2 separate regions of the Homo sapiens genome follow, and region 2 is linked to region 1. A link is a contact called in ENCODE Hi-C or POLR2A ChIA-PET data. All regions are on one chromosome and are shown on one strand. Each heading gives the region's core, a stretch centred on a gene start or an enhancer-like site at or near the end of the contact. The rest is flanking DNA. Distances are from core to core; before and after follow the strand shown. Region 1 overlaps VMP1 (vacuole membrane protein 1). Region 2 overlaps TUBD1 (tubulin delta 1).

Evidence for each region. A loop is a pair of places that touch in the nucleus more often than their neighbours do. ChIA-PET counts read pairs that join two places held with the same protein, here RNA polymerase II (POLR2A). Pooled maps may share reads with other maps.
Region 2: a map of GM20431 shows a loop between it and region 1 (2.6-fold over the local background). The contact joins two enhancer-like sites. A Hi-C loop is called at or near these places in 23 of 168 maps with a recorded cell type or tissue (B cell, CD4-positive, alpha-beta memory T cell, Caco-2 and 18 more), 12 of 37 single-sample maps with no recorded cell type and 28 of 50 pooled maps. POLR2A ChIA-PET finds 5 or more read pairs at or near these places in 13 of 52 experiments (BJ, CD4-positive, alpha-beta memory T cell, Caco-2 and 9 more).

Annotation. Positions count from the first base shown.
Region 1 is chr17:59,727,519-59,732,990 of GRCh38, reverse strand. It overlaps VMP1 (vacuole membrane protein 1), which reads right to left. Exons shown (of 12, transcript NM_030938.5): 2 at 1,469-1,570. The coding sequence starts at 1,544. Among named protein-coding and RNA genes, the nearest start is that of VMP1, 23 kb to the right of the region's middle. Within about 2 kb of position 3,415, at least 3 of the 41 ENCODE cell types and tissues checked have a DNase peak (open chromatin) inside an H3K27ac peak, as active enhancers do.
Region 2 is chr17:59,866,094-59,871,565 of GRCh38, reverse strand. TUBD1 (tubulin delta 1) reads left to right here. Exons shown (of 9, transcript NM_016261.4): 7 at 4,817-4,957. Among named protein-coding and RNA genes, the nearest start is that of TUBD1, 24 kb to the left of the region's middle. Within about 2 kb of position 2,170, at least 4 of the 41 ENCODE cell types and tissues checked have a DNase peak (open chromatin) inside an H3K27ac peak, as active enhancers do.

The DNA.
Region 1 (5,472 bases), core at 2,166-4,665:
TCCCTGTGTTGTCCTGGCTGGTCTCAAACTCCTGGGCTCAAGAGATCCTTCCGCCTTGGCCTCCCAAAGTGTTGGGATTACAGGCGTGAATCACCACGCCCAGCCTAAGAATCAGTTTTTCATGTACAGTTATAGCATAATCTCTAAAATATTAAAAAACACCTGGTACAGAAGAGTAAGTTTGACATGCTAATGTTAATTTTAAATTCCAATGGGGTGAGCAGAAGAGGAAGAATATACAAATGTATGTGCTCTCTAAAAGGAAAGAAAAAAATAGCACACAAAAGCTCCTAATGGGAAGACACTATGATGTATGCAATGCCCATCTCTGAATCCTGAAACTCTTGGTGAAATTGCCAAGTTTACTGACAACCAAAGTAACCCAAAAGTCAGATCAGTGCTGCAAAATGTCCTCTGCAAGGCAATATGGTGATTAACAAACAAATGAGGCCGGGCGCGGTGGCTCATGCCTGTAATCCCAGCACTTTGGGAGGCCAAGGTGGGTGGATCACCCGAGGTCAGGAGTTCAAGACCACCCTGGCCAACATGGTGAAATCCCATCTCTACTAAAAATACAAAAATTGGCTGGGCGTGGTGGCGCATGCCTTTAATTCCAGCTACTCGGGAGGCTGAGGCAGAATTGCTTGAACCTGGGAGGCGGAGGTTGCAGTGAGCCAAGATCGCACCATTGCACTCCAGCCTGGTGACAGAGTGAGATTCCGTCTCAAAAAGCAAACAAACAAACAAACAAATGAAAACTACTATTTCAGATTCCTTGCACTTCCTCTAAAAGTAGAGGATTGCTGTGAAAATATTACCACACTAGAGTATTATTTGCCATGTGTTTGAGATGTCAAACAATTCAAAAGCTAAAAAAAAAGTATGATTACAACAAAAGTAAAACTTTTTTTTCATTTTCCTTTAAATGCATGAAGGAAAGTTTCTACTTAAATCATCCATATTAATAAAAGTCATCATTTTCAGGGTAACTGTATAAACAGGAGTCAAATACACTGAAATTTACCACAAATTCCAATTTGGTTAAAATATGAGTTTATTCATCTCAAACGATAATTTTAAAATAAATTTTTAAATAATATTCACATTCTAACTTTTTTGATAACTGTATATTTAAGAACAGTGTAGTAAGTTTATAATCTACTTCTAGAATTACAAAATAGCACAATAAAATTGAGCACTGAGCAAAGCCAAATAAACACTGACCATACTATAAGATTAACAAGTAATAATCTTGTACTTGGAACACTGTTTATGTGATTGTGGCCAGGCTCCTTCTGCCATCACTGTGAAATATCACCTTACAGGCCCTGACTGACCCATAATTTAATTTACTAAGAAGATAATATAAGATTAAAAATAAAAGAAGTAATATATCTCTATTTTATTCCAATGAAAAGTATATCATTTAAACCCATAGCACTCCTCCCTGCAAACCATCAAAATTTACCTGTGAAATTTCCATTATGATGTTCCTTGTTCATTGCTACACGTCTCTGGTCACAATTTTTTCCATTCTCTGCCATTTCATAGATCAGTAACTCTTGAGGAGCTAATACAGCAAAATAAAATCCAGCAATACATTACAAACTTCTGCTGTGTAGCTGTGACTGAATAAAACTGAATACAGGAATAACATCACAGTAATAAGCCACATGATATGTATGATGTGTTTACACTTTTTTTCTTTTATAACCAAAATTTGAACAATTTAGTTATTCTATTGAACAATTTATATAGATATTCTAATACAAATAGTAAAAATATAAAAGCCATATAGTTGTAAACCTTTTCCTAGTAGTTATTTCAGGGATCTTCCAGATTGAAATTTGGAGGTAATCTGTCCACAGAAGGAGGATATCAAGCACTAGTAACTCCAAATGTTAACACACTATAAAGTCTAACTCCTTCTAATTTACAATTAAATATCATACTACTGTGTACTCAAAATTAATCTTATCATTTTACCTTTTTACAGTTTTCTTTCATATTCCCTTTAACATTATTATATAAAAATAGAATATACTACAAAAGATGCTGCAACTGTTGATACATAAATCTAAGATCATAGACCAGTTTTATTTAGGAAACAATTCTACTGAATAAAATGATATGGGCAAAAAAAAAAACCAAACTTGAAATGTTTAAGATAGTTAAATGTACTTTATTTATAACATGCTTCATTTCATACTACAGGTATCAGTGCTTTTACTTTAATGTAATACAACATATAAAAACCAGATTGCCTGTGATTGTATCATTCTTCAGGTGTTAGTAAAGCAAAACTTTCTACTCAAAAAGCACATCACTTCAATAAAAGGCTAAAATGCTGAGTCCTTAATACAATAAATGCTGAGTCCTTAATACAATATTAAAACTTGCCCAGACACTTATAAAAAGACAACTGGGGCCGGGTGCAGTGGCTCATGCCTATAATCCCAGCACTTTGGGAGACCAAGGCAGGATGATCACTTGAGGTCAGGAGTTTGAGCCCAGCCTGGACTACACAGTGAGATCCCATCCTACATAAGATAAATAAATTAGCCAGGAGTGATGACCCATGCCTGTAGTTCTAGTTGCTCAGGAGGCTGAGGTGGGAGGATTGCTTGGGCTCAGGAGTGAAAGGCTACACTGAGGTATGATTGTACCACTGCATTACAGCCTGGGCAAAAGGGAGACCCTGCTTCAAAAAAAAAAAGAAAGTGAAAATAAATACAACCCACAGGAGAAAGTATTTACAAATCACATATATTTCATAAGAAGCGTGTATCGGGCCTGCAAACTCTTACAACTCAGTAATAAAAAGCAAATAATCCAATTAATAAACGGACAGAGGAGCTGCACAGATATTTCTCCAAAGATACACAAATTGCTAATAAGCACATAAAAAGATGTCTAACATCTTTAGCCATCAAGGAAATGCAAATTAAACCACAATGAGATACAATCTCATACCTGTTAGGATGGTTATAGTAAAAGACAGATAATAGACCAGGCGCAGTGGCTCACGCCTGTAATCCCAGCACTTTGGGAGGCCAAGGCAGGCAGATAGTGAGGTCAGGAGTTCAAGACTAGCCTGCGCAACATGGTGAAACCCCGTCTCTACTAAAAATACAAAAATTAGCCTGGCGTGGTGGTGGGTGGCTGTAATCCCAGCTACTCGGGAGGCTGAGGCAGGAGAATCGCTTGGACCCCCGAGGCGGAGGTTGCAGTGAGCCAAGATCGTGCCATTGCGCTCCAGCCTGGGTGACAGGAACAAGACTCTGTCTCAAAAAAAAAAAAAAAAGAAACAAAAAAAAGATAATAATAACAAGTGTTAGTGAGGATGTGGAGAAATCGGAACTGCTGGTGGGAATGCAAAAGAGTTCAGCTGCTTTGGAAAACAATCTGTCAGTTCCTCAAAAGGTAAAATACAGTTACCATATGACTCAGCAATTCAGGAATGTTCATAGTGACACTGTTAACAGACCAAAGGTTTTTTTTTTTTTTTTTTTGAGATGGAGTCTCTGTCGCTCAGGCTGGAGTGCAGTGGCATGATCTTGGCTCACTGCAACCTCTGCCTCCCGAGTTCAAGTGGTTCTCCTGCCTCAGCCTCCCAGGTAACTGGGATTACAGGTGCCCGCCACCATGCCTGGCTAATTTTTGTATTTTTAGTAGAGACGGGGTTTCACCATGTTGGTTAGGCTGGTCTTGTACTCCTGACCTTGTGATCTGCCTGCCTCGGCCTCACAAAGTGCTGGGATTACAGGCGTGAGCCACTGCGCCCAGCCTATAACCCAAATGTCTTATCAACTGATGAATGGATATAGGAAATACGGTATATGGTATACCCAAACAATGAAATATTAGCCATAAAAAGAAATAAAGTAGTAATACATACTACTGCATCAATGGAGTCTGAAAATATGCTAAGTGAAAGAAGTCAGTCACAAAAGACTACTTGTTATGATTCCCATTTATATGAAATTTCCAGAATATGCATATCCATGATAACAGAAAGTGGATTAGCAGATGAGCTGGAGAAAAATGGGGAGTAGCTGCCAATGAGTTGTGAGTTTTTTTCTGGGGTGATGATAATGTTCTAAAATTGTTTTGATAGTTGCATAGATGTGAATATACCGTTTAAATGGGTGAATTATATGATATGTGAATTATGTTTCAATAAAGCTGTTTAAGAATAGTCACCAGCAGGAACTATCCAAACTTCCAAATATTCATAGGAAATATATGTTATGAATACATATGAATAATATATTCATAGATTATAAATAAATAAATAAATAAATAATCTCATTTATTCATTCATTCATTTAGTTATGTTGCCCAGGCTGGTCTCGAACTCCTGGCCTGAAGCGATCCTCCTGCCCCAGCTTCCCAAAGTGGTGGGATTCCAGGCATGAGCCACTACCCACGCGTCTCTATATTTAATAGAAGACCCAAGAGTATTAGGAGTATTCTCATGGCCAAGTGGCTCAAATTTTTATATTTTATGAGCGGATTCAGTGACAATTTAGAATTCAAAGTCAGATATATGAGTTAGGGGGTTATATTATTAAGAAAGAAAATTCATGAAGTCACTTGATAAGATGCTTGTATAAGGTTTGTTTACCTATTCACTGAACAAATACTAACTGAACACTTTGTATGTGCCAAGAGTCATGCTAGATTTATATTTAGCTGATCAGAATATGATATGGTCATGGGTCCAATCTTCCTGTAGTTTGATAGCTGGTGCTAATTTATTCCTTGTCTAAACTCTAACTATTGTAACTATTTTCAAAATTTATGCCTCATAAAGGAAAACAAGTGAAAGCCTATAAAAATCACTAGAAAAAAAAGCACACATTCATCACTGTAATATTCTCCTTTTTAAGATACAATCCATTTGTGTATACCTTTGTTTTGTTGTCTTCAATGCTGAATAAGCAAATAAACACATCAAGAAATAAAATATAGGTTTCTATTAGTATAGATAGCCTTAAGTAGACAATCATAAGATTTAAAATCTGAAAAATCTGGATTTGATCCCAGATTTGCCACTGATTAGTTGTGTGATCTTAAGCAAAGTTTCATTTTCTTTAGTCCTTCATTGTTTGGATTCACAAAATGAGGACAATAATTGCCACTTTCAAATGATTGATGTGTAGATGAAATAATCTATGTATGCATGTGTATGTTTGTTGATACGCATGCATGTGTGACTATAAATACCAATACATCAAAAGAGTAGGAGGTAATAAACGTACAAAATGCCTAAACTATAAAAAACAACTTCACAGCACATGCCTCATTGTTATTGTATCAGTGATGCCAGTGTTGTTCATTCAGCTCTCATTTTAAAAGTTCGGGGGTCTCCAATGGGCACTGAGGATACAAATATTAATAGGATAAGGAGGTCCCTGTCCTCAAGAGGATCACAGTCTGGTAAAGAAGCCAAATGAACACAAGAAATCA
Region 2 (5,472 bases), core at 921-3,420, 140 kb before region 1:
CCTTTCAGGAGCTCCCTAAGAGAGTACAAGGAAATTAAAATGTTTGAGGCTACAAATATCTTCATTCTGGCCGGGTGCAGTGGCTCACACCTGTAATCCCAGCACTTTGGGAGGCCAAGGCAGGTGAAACATGAGGTCAGAGATCGAGACCATCCTTGCTAACATGGTGAAACCCCGTCTCTACTAAAAATACAAAAAATTAGCCAGGCATGGTGGCGGGCGCCTGTAGTCCCAGCTACTCAGGAGGCTAAGGCAGGAGAATTGCTTGAACTTGGGAGGCAGAGGGAAGTTGCAGTGAGCTGAGATCGTGTCACTGCACTCCAGCCTCGGCGACAGAGCGAGACCCTGTCTCAAAAATAAATAAATATCATAATTCTGTTCTGCCATTGCATTTGAATGATAGTTTGGCCAGGGATAGGATTCTAGGTTGGGAATCATTTTCTTTTTACTGAGTATTTCGAAGCCATTGCTCTATCATCTTCTCACTTGCAGCGTTGCTGTTGAGAAGTCTCAGGTTGTTCTGATTCCCAATCCTATTTTGTTATCTCTTGAAGCTTTTAGGATTTTCTCTTTGTCCCCAGCATTCTGAAAGTACTTGACATGGGTCTTTGGTTTATCTCAGTAGAAGGTAAGCTTTATTTAATCTATTTGGTTTACTGTTGCATCTTTGGAGCCTGGAACGGTAAACGCTCAGTGATTATTTGCTGAGTTAGTTGCTCCGGGCACTGAATGGACCCTTACGGACATTGCAGACTTGTGTGGGTTTCACAGTAAGGTGATCTGCCTGGCCATTTTATTGCTGGACTTCCAAATATCATACTCAGCGTATCTTATCTCTTGATCAGTTGCTTCCTCCTCCATCTCTTTCCTGAAGGCATGATAAGCCTGGCTGCCAGCCTTTTCAGAGCTGGACGGGGAAGACATGGACTGTTACACTTTCCTGCGAAAGCTGCTACTTCGTGACCTGGTTTTCCAAAGGTTCTCTACAGGGCTGTGCCAGGTGTCACTGAGGCCAGAGCCTCCCAGGTTTAGCCTTTTCACAGCAGAAACCTTCTAGGGTGGAAGAGCGCACTCCTCCTACTGCAGGGAGTGGGGAAGGGGCTCTCACTGCTTCTCAAATAGATTTTTAGTTAATCCTCCTGTATTTTTACACTTTGATTTTTTTTTTTTTTTTTTTTTTTTTTTTTTTTTTTGTGAGATGGAGTCACACTCTGTCGCCTAAGATGATGCAGTGGCATCATCTTGGCTCACTGCAACCTCCACCTCCCAGGTTCAGGTGATCCTCCCACCTTAGTCGGAATTCCAAGTAGCTGGGATTACCAATGTATGAATGTGTACTACCACACCTAGCTAATTTTTGTATTTTTAGTAGAGATGGGGTTGTATCATGTTGGCCAGGCTGGTCTTGAACTCCTGACCTCAAGTGATCCACATGCCTCAAATTCCCAAAGTGCTGGGATTACAGATATAAGCCACCGTGCCCAGCCTTTTTTTCACTTTGAAAAGTGTCTGGTCTACTTCCAGGACCTCAATTGTGGGCAAAATTTTTAGCTTTTTCTTGTTGTGCAGTCAGTAACCATTTGCTCTCCAGCTCCAAAATTTTGTTGCTGTTATATTCTCTCCTGTTCCTTTTTTTCTTGTTTGTGCTTATCCTTTTAGTGATTAAGCAGGATCTGGAGAGAGAGTGGCAGGAAACTGATATGCTCAGTCTGTCATGTGTAACTAGAAATCACTACTAGGTATTAATAGCATATATTATACCACAAATTAAGTTAGGCTTTTATACTATGAGAGTAGATTTTCTCAACATTTATTTGTAATATCTTACGGATTTTAGATTATAGTGCCAGAGGTTTGGAGATAAGTAGAAAGTTTACATGTAAAAATAGTGCTTCCTGAATTTTTTGGCCATAGTACCTGTTTTTCGAGCAATACCTGTTAATACCACAAGGAACACAATGTTCCTTAGAGTCATGTGAGACATGCTGCTCTGAGCTCTCTTAGGTCAATAAACCACAGTTTGCTGAGTTCCCATGTGGAACTTTTAGGGTGTCAACATTTTTTCTTTTTTCTTTTTTTTTTTTGGCGGGGGGGACAGAATCTTGCTCTGTCACCCAGGCTGGAGTGCAGTGGCGCGATCTTGGCTCACTGCAACCGCTGCCTCCCAGTTGAAGCGATTCTTTTGCCTCAGCCTCCCAAATAGCTGGGACTACAGGTGCGCACCACCATGCCCGTCTAATTTTTGTATTTTTTTAGTAGAGACGGGGTTTCACCATATTGGCCAGGCTGGTCTTGAACTCCTGACCTTGTGATTTGCCCGCCTTGGCCTCCCAAAGTTCTGGGATTATAGGCAGAAGCCACCATGCCCGGCCGGGTGTCAGCATTTTTTCACAGTTGTATAGTTTGAACATATAAATGTTTTCATACACATGTATGAATAGTATATGAATAAATATATATATATGGCACAAACCAGGTTGAAGGATCTAGTTTTATAACTCTTCATATATTCTTTGCTCTGTGGGAAGATTTTGTTTTGTTTTGTTTTTGAGATGGGGTTTCACTCTGTCACGTAGGCTGGAGTGCAGTGGCGCAATCATAGCTCAATGCAGCCTCAAACTCCTGGGCTCAAGTGATCCTCCTATCGCAGCTTCCTATAGCTAGGACTACAGGTGTGTACCACCATAAGTGACTAATTTTCTTATTTATTTATTTATTTATTTATTTTTTGAGATGGAGTCTCGCTCCGTCGCCAGGCTGGAGTGCAGTGGCGCAATATTGGCTGACTGCAACCTCCGCCTCCCGGGTTCAAGCGATTCCCCTGCCTCAGCCTCCTGAGTAGCTGGGACTACAGGCGTGTGCCACCACGCCCAGCTAATTTTTGTATTTTTAGTAGAGATGGGGTTTCACCATGTTGGCCAGTATGGTCTCGATCTCTTGAACTCGTGATCCCCCCCCTCTGCCTCGCAAAGTGCTGGGATTACAGGCATGAGCCACTGCACCTGGCCTAATTTTGTTATTTCTTTTATTTTTGTAGAGATGGGGTCTGACTATGTTGCCCAGGCTAGTCTTGAACTCCTGGTTTCAAGTGATCCTTCCACCTCAGCCTCTCAAAGTGCTGGGATTACAGGCATGAGCCACCGCGCCTGGCCTCTACGTAAAGATTTACCCTATTTCTCTCACCATCAGTATCTGTTTCTGCATGTTCTACCATTAGGGAGAATATGTGATCCAGGAGGGAGCAAGGCAGAAGTTAATGCCTTTTTTTTTTTTTTTTTTTTTGACATGGAGTCTTGCTCTGTTGCCCAGGGTGGAGTGCAGTGGCATGATCTTGGCTCACTGCAGCCTCTGCCTCCTGGGTTCAAACGATTCTCCTGCCTCAGCTTCCCAAGTAGCTGAGATTATAGGCACCTGCCACTACACCCAGCTAATTTTTTTTTTTTTTTTTTTTTTTTTTGTATTTTTAGTGGAGATGGGGTTTCACCATTTTGGCCAGGCTGGTCTCAAACTCCTCACCTCAAGTGATCCGCCTGCCTCAGCCTCCCAAAGTGCTAGGATTACAGGCATAAGCCACCATGCCCAGCCTTGAAGTTAACACCTTTTGTGACCTTTTGTGATGTTATTTCTGCAACATCCTTTTGGTTAAGGTCAGCCCTCTCCAGTGTGAGAGCATACTGCCCAAGGGCTTGAATACCAGGAAGCAAAGATGATTGGGGTCATTTTGGAGGCTGACTACTGTTCTCTGCGCTGTCCCTAAGTCATGTCCTCCCACATGCACAGTACACTCCTCCCCTCCCAAAGCCCCCAAAAGTTACATCCCATTAGCACATCGGTCCAAAATCTTATCCTCCAAAAGCAGCATGGATTTATACTCCTCAAGTGGTATTTCTCGCACTGTCACCCAGGCTGGAGTGCAGTGGCAGTATCACGGCTCACTGTAGCCTCGACCTCCTGGGCTTAGGCAATTCTCCCCACTCAGTTTCTCAAGTAGGTGCATGCCACAGATGCCAGACTAATTTTTTTAAGAAGCAGAGTCTGCTATTTTGTCCAGGCTGGTCTCGAACTCCTGGACTCAAGAGATCCTCCCAGCGCAGCCTACCAAACTGCTGGGATTACAGGCATGAGCCACCACACCCATCCTAAGATTTCTTGAGTATAGCCCTTTGAGTACAATTTTTTGCCCCAACAAAGTCTAGTGGAGTAGGCATAGGAGAATTGGTAGACCCTCCCTTTTAAACAGGAAAAATGATGCCTATAGTCCCAGCTACATCAGAGGATAAGGCGGGAGGATCATTTGAGCCCAGGAGTTTGAGGCTGCAGTGAGGTATGATCACACCTGTGAATAGCCACTGCACTCCAGCCTGGGTGACATAGCGAGAGACCCTGTCCAAAAAAAAAACCTAAAATACACATACCACAAGACCATTTTTCTCCTCTTGTTCAAAGCCATTTATAAAATCTCTTGCTTTTGGGCTGGGTGCAGTGGCTCACGCCTGTAATCCCAGCATTTTGGGAGGCTGAGGCAGGCAGATCATTCGAGGTCAGGAGTTCGAGACCAGCCTGGCCAGCATGGTGAAACCCCGTCTCTACTAAAAATACAAAAAAATTAGCTGGGCGTGATGGCACACACCTCTAATCCTGTCTAGCCAGCTACTGGGGGAGACTGAGGCAGGAGAATCGCTTGATCCTGGGAGATGGAGGTTGCAGTGAGCCAAGATCATGCCACTGCACTCCAGCCTGGGCAACAGAGTGAGACTCCATCTCAAAAAACTAAGTAAATAAAATAAAACCTCTTGCTTTTTTTTTCTTTTGGTAGGTATTGATAGGCATGTATGGCCTCCTTTATCAGGACTTCCTCCTCTTAGTAAAATGTCTCTCAACAAGGACCTGCATTTTAACACTTCCATTGCTAACTTGGTCATTCTTCGTGGGAAAGATGTGCAAAGTGCAGATGTGGGTAAGAAATTCAGGTGAAAATTAAGATTTACATTTTGTACCTGTACATGCTATATGGTACAAATGGTTTTTAAAAAGTCCCTGTGTTCTTGGAGAAAGGAAAGTAATAACTGTGTGTTTTAGTGGCAAAATTTGACCATGGCATCAGTTAGTATGTGACTAGACACCAATATAGAAGTGGTTTAAACAAGATAAAAGTATAATTCCTTTAGCCGGGTGTGGTAGCACACGCATGTAGTCCCAGTTACTTGGGAGGCTGAGGCAGAAGGATAGCTTGAGCCTAGGAGGTCAAGGCTGCAGTGAGCCATCATTATGGCACTGCCCTCCAGCCTGGGCAGCAGAGCAAGACCCTGTCTCTATTAAAAAAAAAAAAAAAAAGAATTGTTTTCTGAACATCTGGCTGCCCTGTCACCCTTACTTTACCATCTGGCTGCCTCCTTATAGAAATGAGCAGAGAAGGACCTGCCTCCTTTCCTTTTTTTTTTTTTTTTTTTTTTTTGAGACGGGGTCTCACTC